Linked DNA regions of Homo sapiens: region 2 is linked to region 1. The links are chromatin contacts, found by Hi-C in ENCODE. All regions are on one chromosome and are shown on one strand. Each heading gives the region's core, a stretch centred on a gene start or an enhancer-like site at or near the end of the contact. The rest is flanking DNA. Distances are from core to core; before and after follow the strand shown.

Region 1 (6,738 bases), core at 3,062-5,561:
AGTCATTGCCCTCCTAAAAGTTCACTGAAAAATCACTGACATGAGGCAGATTAATAGGAGAAAAGGCATATAAATTTATGTAACATGTATATGTGGCAGCCTTCAGAATGAAGACCCAAAGGTAAAGGTAAAATTGCCCATTTTTCAGTTCAACAAGGTATGGACAGCCATGTCCAAATATGATTGGAGGGAAAGAGTATGACCTAATGATAAAAGATTGAATGGGGGAACCCATCAAGGTTTGTCTGTCTCGATTTTTCTTGATCTCTCAGGGCACGCATTCCTTCCTAAGGTAGTTCAGATAATTGTTAATAGCTAGTTTTTATATAAAGAGGAAAAGGAAAAATTAGAGTAATATTTTTAGGTTTATGACTAGCTTTGGAAAAAAGGGGTTCTGATTTCTGTAACTTGCCTTGGGTAAGAGAGATATTAGTTTCAATGGCTAGCCCTGGAGGCAAATAAGACTGAGAGACAGATGGGCAGGAAAAGGTCAGAGAAAAGCTTTTGCTTCTGAGACTGCTTCTGGGGCTTTCATTTTGAGGTATTGTTTTCTGAGTCCCAACACTGGTGAAAATTGTTTGGTTTAGGCTTTCAAACCTCAGGTCCAAACCTACTCTAATAAGAGTCTGGTATTATTTAGTAATATGCTTCAAAGGTTTGTATAGTCTCATACTGTCACAGAATGCTAATGTTGGATATATACCTTGAAATTTATCTAACTTCACGATTGTTGTCCTAAGCTCCACAAATGACCTTAAGAAGATATATCAACCCTTTAAAAATGAATGCAAAATTTCCTCAATACAACTTATCCAACTAGTAGCAGAGCCTAGGCCAGAACCTAGATCTCATTTCTGGATCATTGCTCTTTTTATAAAGTATATTTGGTATTTACTTAGGCCTAGACAAGAGCCTTTTTATTTTCCTAGGTCTATTCCTTAGACTGTTAGAGGTTTTCCATCTCTTTTCAGGCCTCTGGTCTGAATGACATTTTTGTGTTCATGGCTTTTCTTGGCAGGGACCATGGATACATTAAATGCTGCCACCCATCTTGGCTTAGATGAGTCCCTTCCCTCATCATGGAGACGCAATCATACCAAAAGACAACACTGAGAGGAATGAGGGGGAAAGTCCTTTCAGTGATCTGCAAATTATGTCAAAGCTTGTCATCTACTGGCCATTTTGCAAAAATGAACTTAGTATTAAACATAATGTATGATGGAAATGTAAATTTCCAAAATATGACATCTTCAACTGATAAAGACTGAAAAGTGAAGAGTGGGTTCCAAAGTGCTCCTTGAGTTTGTTTAATTAGCATCTTCCTGCTTGTGGAGATATGACAGTTAGGAATAGGATCCATGACCAGGTTTGAAATGTCTAGTTTCTCTTCACTAAGGAAAGTAATAATTTAAACAGATTAACAAAGTACTGATTTGATTTATTTAGAAAAGAGCATACTTTTTATTTAATTTTGAAATTAATTTTAAGGTTTATTTAATTTATGCAATAGTCCCTCTTTCAAGGTTGAAACCATTGTTTATTTATACCCCCAACTGAGTTTACTTTCTCTAAAGAGGTTAAAAAAGGTGTGTTTTATGAGGACAGGTCTCAAACTGGAAACATTTTACATTCTCTTTTTACAAGATTAATTTTTTTACAAGATTAAGAGATTTGTTGATGTTTTCACTGAGGGACCACATTTTCCTAGCAGTTGGTAGGAAATGAAAACTATTAGCCACATTGAATTTGGTTAGAATTTTATGAGAGCATTTTAGGAATGATGAGTTAATTGGGGGCTAGGAAGGAGGGAGGAATAGAGGGCAGCAACATCTTTTTTTTTTTCCCTCAACTTTGGGACCAAGTGCACTGACTTTCTTTTTTCTTCTTTATCTTCCACTCCTTCTGCTGGTCCTCTTGAGACATTTTTGCCTCAACTTCATCATGGGTGTCTATCTAGTATTTCTCTAATGTTTCCTTTCTTTATCTAAAGCTTTATATACATGGTGAAGGGATTAGATGACACTGAAACTGAAGGGGAAACAAATGTAGAAAATGTCTAGAGAGTGATCTATTACAGATTAATTCTGAAGTAACCATTCCCTCAAGTCTTCTCTGATGTGAATAGTGAATAAAAACAAGTCTGGTTACACATAGTTTTATGTACCTTTCATATAACTTTCAATTTTATGTTAAAAATGTAGCTCTGGCCTTTTTAATTTTTTTTTTTTTTTTTTTTTTTTTTTGCTATTTCCCCCTAAACAGTTGTGTCAAAGTGTTTTTATTAGAATGACTACATGATGTTAAATTAAATATTTTTTCATTTTGAAATAATTTCAGACTTAGCAAAAGTTACAAAAATAATACAAAGAATTCCATTATATCCTTCACTCAGCTTCCACAAATGTTATCACTTCACATAACCACAAGAAATTTATAGTTCTGAAGCTAAATACAGCATCTAGTATATTTCCTTTCCTGGTCTCAAGTGTTTACCGAAGTGGTCAGAGGGAGTGAGACAAACTGAGCCATAGGTTATCTGGACTTGGAGGGTAAATTTATGGCAGATAGATTAGAACTTTTTTTTTCTTTTTTTTTTTTTTGAGACGGAGTTTCGCTCTTGTTGCCCAGGCTGGAGTGCAATGGCGCCATCTCGGCTCACTGCAACCTCCACCCCCTGGGTTCAAGCGATTTTTCTGCCTCAGCCTCCCGAGTAGCTGGGATTACAGGCATGCACCACCATGCCTGGCTAATTGTGTATTTTTAGTAGAGACGAGGTTTCTCCATGTTGGTCAGGCTGGTCTCGAACTCCCGACCTCAGGTGATCCCCCCACCTTGGCCTCCCAAAGTGCTGGGATTACAGGCGTGAGCCACCGCACCCAGCCGAGATAGATTAGACCTTTAAGACAAAAGTGGCCTGAGGACAAATGACTTAAATATGAGTTTTCCCTACTTGTAGAAGTTAAAGGAATATCCAGATGGTAACATTTTGTTTTTAAATACAGTAATTTAAAATGTAATGCAATATTTTAAATTGAGGAGCATAGCTAAATTTTTTATATCACCAGTAATGATTCTGAAAGGGTTATTTACCCTCTATTAATCCCAAGGCAAATAAATAGCATATCCCATTATTCTGGGATGATATGGGCTTGTAGTTCAGAGTAGAGGTTCTGGATTCAGATTTTCTGGGTTTGAATGCCCACTCTGTAAATGTTCTTTAACAGAAAAAAGTTTAGGGGTTTTGTGGAGCAGGCAATTGTCATAAATAGAGCTTTATAGAATCTTAGGGATTTGATCACTGAATATATCTTTATATGTTTCTTGCCCAATTCAGAAAAAAATCAAACAAAAAACTATGATCTTAGGTTGTTTTATTTGGGTCCTTCAGGCTGTGAACTCTTAAGATTTTTAGTGTTCATTGGGTACAGCTATAACTATTGCTTGATTGTTCTTTATGGTATTGAGAGAAGAGAGACAGACCCTCTCATGTTGTTTTATATTGTTTTATACTCAGAAAAGGAAAGAGAAGCAAAACTAAAAGGCAGGTAGTCTGGCGCCTGGGAACCAGACCCGAAACCAAGGAACCAGGCCCGAAACCAGGCCTGGGCCTGCCTGACCTGAGCCTGGTAGTTAAAATTTGACCCCTGACCTAGCAACTGATTTTATCTATAGATTGTAGAAAGACATTGTGAAACTTCCCGGTCTGTTCTGTTTCACTCTGACCACCGGTGCATGCAGCCCCTGTCATGTACTCGCTGCTTGCTCAATGGATCACGACCCTCTCACGTGGACCCCCTTAGAGTTGTTAGCCCTTAAAAGGGACGGGAATTGCTCACTCGAAGATCTCAGCTCTTGATAGAGGAGTCTTGCCGATGCTCCCGGCCAAATAAACCTCTTCCTTCTTTAACTCGATATCTGAGGAGTTTTGTCTGCGGCTTGTCCTGCTACAGTATATATTGTAGTTAGTATAATAAAACTGGAATAGTGCTGAATGTCAGATGAGGGAGGCATTAACCCCACAGAACTACATAGAACATGTTTTCCAACAGAAGGTGGTTATGACTGGAAGAAGCTATGGAAGAAGCATGTTAGGAAGGCAAAAATTATAGCTACCACAGTTTCCTACAGGTATATCCAAGTAGAATGATAAGCTGGAGGGGACCTTCAAGATCTAGACTGAAACCACTTTTGCAAAAATAATAACAGTGAGAAAGTTATGATAGTTCATAGGTCTGATCTAACCAATTCCATCCTGCTTCTAACCTTCAAGCTGCCCTTGTTCATTCCTGGGCACAGGCCAAACTAACTTTGAGAGGAATGTAGTTTATAGTTTAACTTTGATGATAACAGCCCTTTCGCAAAACAAACTCCCTTCTTGCCTGGGGACCAGATTGCCTTTGTAAGACTAACAAATTAGCCACAAGATTTGCAACTTCCCCAATTACTCCTGCAGATAATATCACTATTGTAGAACCTAAGACTGGCCTTTTGAGATATCTTTTCAGGTTTTTCCATTTCTGACCACCGATGGCTCCACCTGGGCCTGCCAGCTGTTCCTGTGGCCCCCATCCAGGAACTGACTCAGCTCAAGAGGACTTCCTGTGATATAATCTCTGACCCAACCAGTCAGAACTCACCACTCCCTTGCCCCCTACCGTCAAACTATGCTTGAAAAACCCTAGTATCTGAGATTAGGAAACTGATTTGAGTAATAATAAAACTCTGGTCTCCCATTCAGTCGGCTCTGCATGAATTAAATTCTTTCTCTATTGCAATTCCTGTGTCTTGATAAATCAGCTCTATTTGGGCAGTGGGCAAAATGAATCCACTGGACAGTTACAAAACCAGTGGGTCACCACCCTGGCTGCAGCTTAGAATCACCTGAGGAGCATTAAGGATGGTCCTTGCTTCAGATGTATCCCAGGGATTTTTGAATGGGGTAGGGCCCAGGCATTAGAAGTTTTAAAAAGATCTCCAGGAATTCTAAGGTGCAGTCAGGATTAAAGACCACTGATATAAACCTATTACAACTTCTCTGAAATGTAGAGACACTAAAACAGCTTGTCCAAGACTATGCAGCTAATACATGGTGGAGCTGGCTCCAGTCCCGGTGCTTTTTCTAATATTCCATGCCTCCTGATTCATTAACTTCTCAAATTTTATCTCCCTCTCCACCTTCCCCATACACAGTCCTACATTTTGACAGGACAAAGCATACAATCTTCTTCTGGGAGTGAAATGGGTGTGTTTTGCCTCCAAGAGGTAAGTTACTTCTTATGGACACACACTTTTCCTCCAAGGGGAGCATATTTTATTTCCCCTACTTCATAGCACCATAGGGGTTTCACAGAGATGTTAAGCAGCAGGAATTCTTTGGGGGATAAAGAAGGCATTGTATTAAAAGGGCATGACAGATCTTTGGAAATACAAAGAGAAAACGAGGTTAGGAGCCTCCTGCATCTTTGAAATTTTAGTTTAAAAATGAATTCTAAGGTCTTGGGGTTTTTCTAGAACATATGACATTTCTGAGATAAAGGTCTTTTTAAAAAATCTACGTTGCAGGACATGTAGGCTTTTTTGAGTTTTAAAGAGCAGTATTACAGAAATATTTGTGAGAAACTGGTAAGGTTTATATGGAGAATGTATACAATTTTTTAAATAAGTTTTTTCCCTTTTTAAAATTAAACAGTATTTCCAACATATAAAAAGAAGAAATATAATGAATATCTGTGTATCTACCTCCAGCTTTTTCCAATCATAACATTTTAATATAATATACTGAAGGAGTGCAGGGATCTTCATCCCCCAATATGGCTCCCTGCTAAAATGAGTAATTTGAATTAAAGGCTCTTAGAGACCAACAGACACTGGAAGAAACTTTTCCCTTATCTGCATAAAAACCAGAAGGACCCACCAAGGAGAACAATTGTTCTTCCTTCCATTCCCTGTTGTCTCATTATTTATTGTGGAAAAGACCAAGAATGTAACCAGGACTGAACAGACCCTCTCACAAAATAGTGTCTATCTCTCAGGCTCATTCAGTTTTCTAAGAGAAACTCTTACAAGTTAATCTCCATTCCTCGATCCACTTATTCTCCCTAGCAAATCACTTATTGCCCCTCAACAGAATTACCTATATTCCCCATCTCCCTGCTCCCCTCTGAAATAATGCTATATAATTATCTGGGCCCTATGAGAGATATTGAGTAATCACTCTGCGATTCTCCCCTGTGCATGCTAATACATTTGTATGCCATTTCTCCTATTAATCTGCCTTTTATCAGTTAATTTTTCAGTGAAATTTCAGAGGTCAAAGGGGGAGTTTTCCCTTAGCCCCTGTAGTAGTATAATATAATATTGTGTATACAAAGTTAAATATACCAAAGTGAAATATATATTATAATGAATACTCATGTAACCTTTATTCAGTTTTAACAATTAGCAACAATTGCCAATCTAATTTTCACCTATCCTCCTCTACCCCTTCTTAAAATTTTGCCAGAATGTTTTTAAAGAAAATCCTAGACATGATGTTGTTCAGTTGTAAATATTTTGGTATGAATTACTGAGATCATTTGTTTCATTCACATGACCATTGTGCTATTGTGACAACCCAATGGGTTCTCCTTTCCTGCTGTCTAGACAGGGCCAATTTATTAATACAGGGGATTGCAATAGAGAAAGTGTTTAATTCACACAGAGCTGGCTGTCCAGGAGACTGGAGACTTATTACTCAAA
Region 2 (7,013 bases), core at 1,263-3,762, 410 kb before region 1:
GATTTACAAAACAAGAAGCATTTGAAGTTATCTGAATAAGTACTGTTTGGAAACTGTACAGTTGTGGAAGATAACACAAGGCAAAACACAGGTACTTACGATAGTAATGATCTTGCATTTCGTGCATTTGCGAAATGTACTCTGCGAACTTTTTGTAAGGATCTTGTACCTGATTTCAGAATACCTTTACGTGGTACATTTGAGGAACGATTCATTTTCCCTCCAATGAAGTAATCTGAAAGTACATAAATTAACCCTTTGAGGTCATAATTTATACTATTACACTGTTTGGACAAGACTCAAGTGCCATATGATTGTTGTACTAATTCTGAATCCTTTAAAAAGGAAGGCATTGTGGATCTCTTAAAGTTGCTTACAGTTTACATTCTTTGTGTACTAAAAATATTATATGGTATATGGAAAAGACAAGTAAATCTATCCATAGCCTTCTAACTGGTCTGTCTCCAGTCTTTTTCTCCTCTTATTCATCTTCCACACTACACCTGGAGTTAACTTTTTAACTCAATAATTCAATCTCCTCACTCTCCAGCTGTCTACCAACAAGCTCATTGAGGGCAGGAGGCATCTTGTTAACTACAGAGTCCTCAGTGCCTAGCACAGTGGAGAGTTTTTACATGTTTGTCTAAAAACGTTTTGTCCCAGTTTTATCACCAAATAGCAGTGAGACTTTGGGCAAGTCACTTAACCTCTCAGTGGTTCAGTTCCCTCCTTGGTAAAGTGAGAGGGTATACACTAAATTTCTGATTCCACCTCCAACTTTCTATTCTTTAAAGCAACGAGTTTGGATGCAGTAATGCTCCAATTTGGATGCAGCTCCCAAATTCTTACTCACTGCTTGGTCTCTGTTACTAAACCAGGGGCTCTTTATCATTTCTTTTGGTGCCATGGACCCCTATGGACAGATCTCTTCTAAGAATTGGTTTTAAAACGCATAACATAAAATACATAGGATTACAAGGTGCTCCAATTATATTGAAATCATCAAAATATTTTTTAAAACAAAATTATAGTAAATGTGTCTTCTTAATGCATTAAATGAGCTCTAATAACTACTGTATTTTTGTAGTAACGAGCATAAATATTTCAAGATCCCTGACATGACTGCAATGTAACATGAAAATATCTGTGCTTTCCATTGATGACAAAGTCATCAATGTTAATACTACTGTGGCTTGTTATCTACACTATAATTGAAAGAAACAAAGTTCAGTTAGAGGTTAGTGAAAATGAAGTTGTCATTTTTTCCCCCATACAAGTTCACATACCCCCTGAATTAAGAACTTCTGCCCTAATTTATCAATATGTTTCACATTTTTATGTATGTGTGACGTTACACTGCTGATGCAGAGAGCCTTCTGAGTCTATTCAGTATTTCTCCTTGGGGATGCCTTGGAATATACAATCCTCTTAAGAAAGAGAAAAGCAGCCCTTAACATCTGGGAGCTAAGCTGGGCTTAACTAACACCAAGGCTGGCAGTCACAGCTGGGCCTTGGTGTTACCACTGCTTCCTAACAACACCCGATCCAGAGCAAAGCTCCTGCTTCCTTGAACTCGCCCCAAAATCACCGAACCAAAGCCCAAATCCTATAATAAATCTAACTCTTTTACTGAAATATGTCACTGTGTTCCTACGTGTGCGTTCTCCTTGCAGCAATGAGAAACCCAATTTCTTCAACTACAGGTGTGCCCCTAGTGGTCTTTGGCTGGAGGGCAGTGGCACGTCACTGTACAAATTCTAAATTTTTCCAGATGCTCGCCTGGATGGGGCTTACACTTTTTATAGGATTAGGGCAGAAATACAGAATGAAATAGGAAATACATCCTCATTATGAGACAGTGCAACAATTGTTTTGGCTAGAACACAGGTTTCAAAGGCAGACTAATGGGTTTGGATCCTAGCTTCCCACTTCCTATGTGGTCTTGTACAAATTACTTCTACGTGCCTCAGTTTCTTCATCTATGTATTGGGAATAATAATCATGCCCACCTACTTCCGTTGTTGGAAAGATTAGATGAATGTGAATAAAGAACTTAGATCAGGGCTGCGCATATCAAAGTGCTGTATCAGTGCTTGTTTACTCTTGTTAATAAGATAATTATTGCCATTATCAGTTACTTCTACAAGTATTAAGGGACAAACATTTGATTTCCAGAGAGGAGGCTTACCGCTTGTTTCTTAACGGGAAAAAATAAGGTCAGAGCCTTTTCCGATTAAAGGACACAGCATATTAGTTTAAATTTAAAACCTGAGAAACCTCAAGTCCTTGGTTAAAACCTTTCGTAAGGTAAATCCAGGCCGCCAACCGGCGGCTTCCGGCTGCGAAGCTTTCGAAGCCGCCGGTGGCCCTCCAAGCGCCCCCTCTCGGCAGCCTCTGCTCACAGAAATCCCAGTACACGCCGCTGGGCGCCCAGTCGCCGCTGCAAAGACAGTTTCCCAGCGCCGCGGCAACGCCAGGCGCCTCCCTCCTCGCGCCTCCGCGTACCGTCCACACAGAGCCGGCGCTTTCTTGCCGCCTAGCAACCGCCGGCGCAGGGGCGGAGCCTCCTGGAGGGCGGGGTTTGCGTTCACCCGCTGCCCGGGCGCGACGCGCTGCGGCTCAGCGACGCGGCTTCTAGAACCGGGTGATTGAACTAAACCTTCGCCGCACCGAGTTTGCAGTACGGCCGTCACCCGCACCGCTGCCTGCTTGCGGTTGGAGAAATCAAGGCCCTACCGGGCCTCCGTAGTCACCTCTCTATAGTGGGCGTGGCCGAGGCCGGGGTGACCCTGCCGGAGCCTCCGCTGCCAGCGACATGTTCAAGGTGAGAGCGTGGAGTCGAGTCACAGCTGTCACCGCCCCCTCCCGGCCGCCCGAGCCCTCCCCGCGCTCTCTTGGGGCCTCTCTGCAGCCAGGCCTGGCTCACCCCGAGGCTTTTCCCGCCACTGGGCCGGCTGCGTCCCGGCCCCGCGGTTCATTCACTGGTCTACTGGGGATGAGCGGCTGCCGGGCGGAGGCGGGAGACCCCCGGGTGGGTGGGGGCGGCCCTTTGGGTTGTGCTTTCGTGAATTAAACACTTTGAAAATTTAAAGTGCCTTCCCCCAAAGTACCCATCCCCTCGGCTAGTACCCTCTTGGGATCGTGGGTAGGGTGAGGCCAGCTCAGGGCACTGTGGGGTTCGCGGCTTTAGTTGCCTGGCAGGGTCAGGTTTCAGAACCTGATGTGTGGATGGGGGAGGGTCATTTTAGGAGAAGCTGTGCAGGGTATGGGGGAGGCTGGGGTGGGATGGCTGGGTGACGAGGGAAGCTGGAGCTTTGCTCCACTCCTCAGGGAACATTATTTAATACGGGCCAGTGGACCCCCTTCCCTGCGTTTTGTGAACTCGTGTCCTTTGGAAAAAAATCGACTTTTACGATGAAGACTTAATTTCGAAAATCTGCACTTTAGCATAAAGCCATTATTCTACTTTTTAAAAAGTAAATTATATGTATTTTGTCATAAAAAATCACAGGCTACCAGAAATTAATCTACAAAATTGAGTCTTCAAGAAGCATAGTACCCATAAAATAGTGCTAATGAAATCTCAGAATTGTACTATTCATTTAAAAGTTTTATTGAGCTCTGCAATGTGCTTTGGGTACGTTAATAAAGGCTGTAAAATCAGAACATGCATTCTGCCTTCTAGTCCTGGCATTGCCACTTTCTAGCTGTGTGACCTTGGGCAAGTCACTGTGCCTATCTTCCTTTGGTGAAGTTGGGGTAATAACATCTACCTCATAGGGTTGTTATAAGGAGTAAGTTGGTATGTGTAAAGCACTTGGAAAAGGCCTAGTATTTGCTCTTACTCTGTTTTCAGGCAGCTCACAGTTTAGTCAGGAAGACAGATCCTATAATCAACATTCATTTGATAAATTTGTGTGTTAAACACCTGTTATGTGCTAGGAGCTCAGCTCCATTTCAGGGTTACAACAAGGAAAGATATGCTGTGGCCAGTTTAACTATATGTGTACCAACAGTGTAGTAAAGTAGTAAAAAGGAGAGCAGGATCCACTTGGCTTAACCAGGGGTTCCTAACCTGGGGCCCTCAGCTCCTCAAAGGATCTGCACATAGATTTCAGAGGATCCCTGAACTTTGATGGGGAAAAAACATAACTATTTTTAGCAATCTCCAATTGGAATTGAGCACTTCCTTTAGTTACGCATATGGGTAATGTCTCAGTTATCTATTGTTGGGTAACAAATCACTGCAAACCAGTGCCTTAAAACAAGAATTGTTTCTCAAAATCTGGGTTGGCTGGGCAGTTCTGCTGGTGACTTGACTGAAAGTTGGCTTCACTCCCATGTCTGGGGGCTTGGTGCCCCTCCATGTGCCTAGGTTGGACTTCCTCACTTGGTTACTGACTTCCAAGAGGGCAAGTCCCAAGGCACAAACACAGCATCATGTTTGCTGATGTCAAAACAAGTCACGTAGCCAAGTCCAGAGTTGATATGGTGGGGAACCACACAAGGTCATAGATATGAGTTGGTGCACTTCGCTGGGGGCCATTCATTTTACAAGTTCCTACTGTAACAAATCACAGTAGTATTAGCAGTACCTGTTACCAGTAGAAGTCACAGTACCAGCACAAGTCACAGACATTTTCATATTACATTACAGTTGTTGCAGATGTCAAAATATCACTTATGCTCATTACTACTTCAGAACTATGGTAGTTATAAGACTCACTGCTAGATCTTTTTGTTTAGTGGGCTAGTAAAGAAGCACATACTGCTTATATCAGATATTTGAGTTTAAAAAATAAGATTATTTCAATATAGTTGGGACTTTTTTGTATGCAATTAGAAGCATTATTTTGAGAAGGAGTCTATAGGACTCACTGACGGCCAAAGAGGTCCACGGCAGAAAAAAAGGTAAGGAACCCCTGGGGACTTCAGAGAAGGCTTCACAGACGGGACACTTAAATTTAGTTTTGAGACAGGTAGGAGTTCTTCAGGTAAAAGGGGTGGGGAACATCAGTGGTATTCCATTGGGGGAAGTGCTGGAAGCTCAGTTTTGATGTGTCAAGGGAAAGACATAGTGAGCTGAGATTATTATTATTATTATTATTGTTATCATTATTATTTTTTTCAGACAGAGTCTGGCCCTGTTGTCCGGGCTGGAGTGCAGTGGTGCGATCTTGGCTCACTGCAGCCTCCGCCTCCTGGGTTCAAGTGATTCTCCTGCCTCAGCCTCTGAGTAGCTAGGATTACAGGCGCCCGCCACCACGCCTGGCTAATTTTTTTGTATTTTTAATAAAGACGGAGTTTCACCATGTGTTGGCCAGGCTGGTCTCGAACTCCTGACCTCGTGATTCGCCCGCCTTGGCCTCCCAAAGTGCTGGGATTACAGGTGTGACCCACCGCGCCCGACTGAACTGAGATTATTTCAGGTGAACATGTACTTTGGGTAGAAAAGATCACAACAAACCTTGGAGGACACCAAAATGTAGGAGTAGGCAGAGGAAAGGGGGAGGCCAGACTTGAGAAGCAGAAGTAGGAGCAGAAAAGAGTGATGTTTAGAAAATCGAGGGAGAAAAGTTTCAAGGAGAAATGGCTATGTTAGGATGCTTTCAGCTGGGAAAACCCAACTGCTTAAATAGTAAGGAAAATTCTCTCACAAAGTCCAGAGGAAGAATGGATTCCAGGCTCTGATTCAGTTGGTCAACAGTGTCAGGCCAGGCACGGTGGCTCACGCCTGTAATCCCAGCACTTCGGGAGGCCGAGGCGGGCGGATCACGAGGTCAGGAGATCGAGACCATCCTGGCTAACATGGTGAAACCCTGTCTCTACTAAAAATACAAAAAATTAGCCGGGTGTGTTGGCGGGTGCCTGTAGTCTCAGCTACTCGGGAGGCTGAGGCAGGAGAATGGCAAGAACCCGGGAGGCGGAGGTTGCAGTGAGCTGAGATCGCACCACTGAACTCCAGCCTGGGAGACAGCGAGACTCCGTCCCAAAAAAAAAAAAAAAAAAAAAACCAGTGTCATCAAGGACCCATCTCTTCTTGGGTTTCCACAGTCAGGTTGGTTTCCTTTAGGGTTGCAAGATGACTACTAGTAACATACACACTTTCTCATTCTCTAGAGCAAGAGGAGGAGGAGAGAGAAAAAACTCCCACACTTGGTCCTTCAGTCTGATTGGACCAACTTAGGTCAGTTGTCTGACCCTGTAACAGTTGTCAGAGGAATGCCATGATCTGATTGGCTTAGACTAAACAGGATCAACCCAGGGTGGCGTCACTTAATCACAGGGGAGAGGAATGCATTCATGAACACAATGGAGTTCTTTTAGGAAGGAAGAGGGAGAATAGAGACTGGATATGCAACCAACAATGTCCATGACGGAGATATAAGCTAGATGAGATATGAGTTAGTTACATATCATGAGTCGTGTTCACTGATTTGGGCACTTTGGAAAGCTTTCATGATCCTTATACTTTAGGTTTACTGATGGAAGTGAAGGGTAGATTAACCTGGGTTGGTGACTGAGGGCCAAGTAAGTGGACACTATGATGGTTGATAAGCTTGACTATCAAGGGAAGGAGAGAGAATTTGGTAACTAGAAGGATATGTTCAGTCAAGATTCTAGAGAGAATACCTCAGCTGTGCAAGGGAGAGATATTCCCACCCGAGAGATGGAAGGAAAAGAAAGGTGCGAGAGATTGTAGACCAGTGGTTCTCCATAGAATGGTACGACTCAACAGAATGGTATGTTTTGGAAACTTGTGGGGTTGTTCTTTTTTTCTTTTTTCGTTTTTAACTTTGCAAAAATTATAACTGAAAATGGGGTTGTTCTTTATGTCTTTAGTTGTGTTGAACATTTACATACTGAAATATAATTCACATAAATCTTTCCTTTTTATTCACCTTTATGCTACCATCAGAGTATACTGATTTACTTTTTGGACTTATGCATGTAACTTAGTGATGAATTTTATTTCAGGATACCAGAAGAGTGTCAGAAAATATTTGTCATAA

The links. A loop is a pair of places that touch in the nucleus more often than their neighbours do. Pooled maps may share reads with other maps.
Region 2: a loop to region 1 is called in a pooled map, with 3 times the contacts of the local background. The contact joins the promoter of CXorf58 here to the enhancer-like site in region 1. A Hi-C loop is called at or near these places in 1 of 168 maps with a recorded cell type or tissue (chondrocyte), 1 of 37 single-sample maps with no recorded cell type and 8 of 50 pooled maps.

What each region holds. Positions count from the first base shown.
Region 1 is chrX:23,491,889-23,498,626 of GRCh38, reverse strand. No RefSeq gene overlaps it. Among named protein-coding and RNA genes, the nearest start is that of PTCHD1, 160 kb to the right of the region's middle. Within about 2 kb of position 4,311, at least 2 of the 41 ENCODE cell types and tissues checked have a DNase peak (open chromatin) inside an H3K27ac peak, as active enhancers do.
Region 2 is chrX:23,903,505-23,910,517 of GRCh38, reverse strand. CXorf58 (chromosome X open reading frame 58) reads right to left here and starts at 2,512. Exons shown (of 9, transcript NM_152761.3): 1 at 2,189-2,512; 2 at 100-235. The coding sequence starts at 215. APOO (apolipoprotein O) reads left to right here and starts at 2,580. Exons shown (of 9, transcript NM_024122.5): 1 at 2,580-2,824. The coding sequence starts at 2,816. RefSeq lists an enhancer at 2,621-2,830 and a silencer at 3,011-3,180.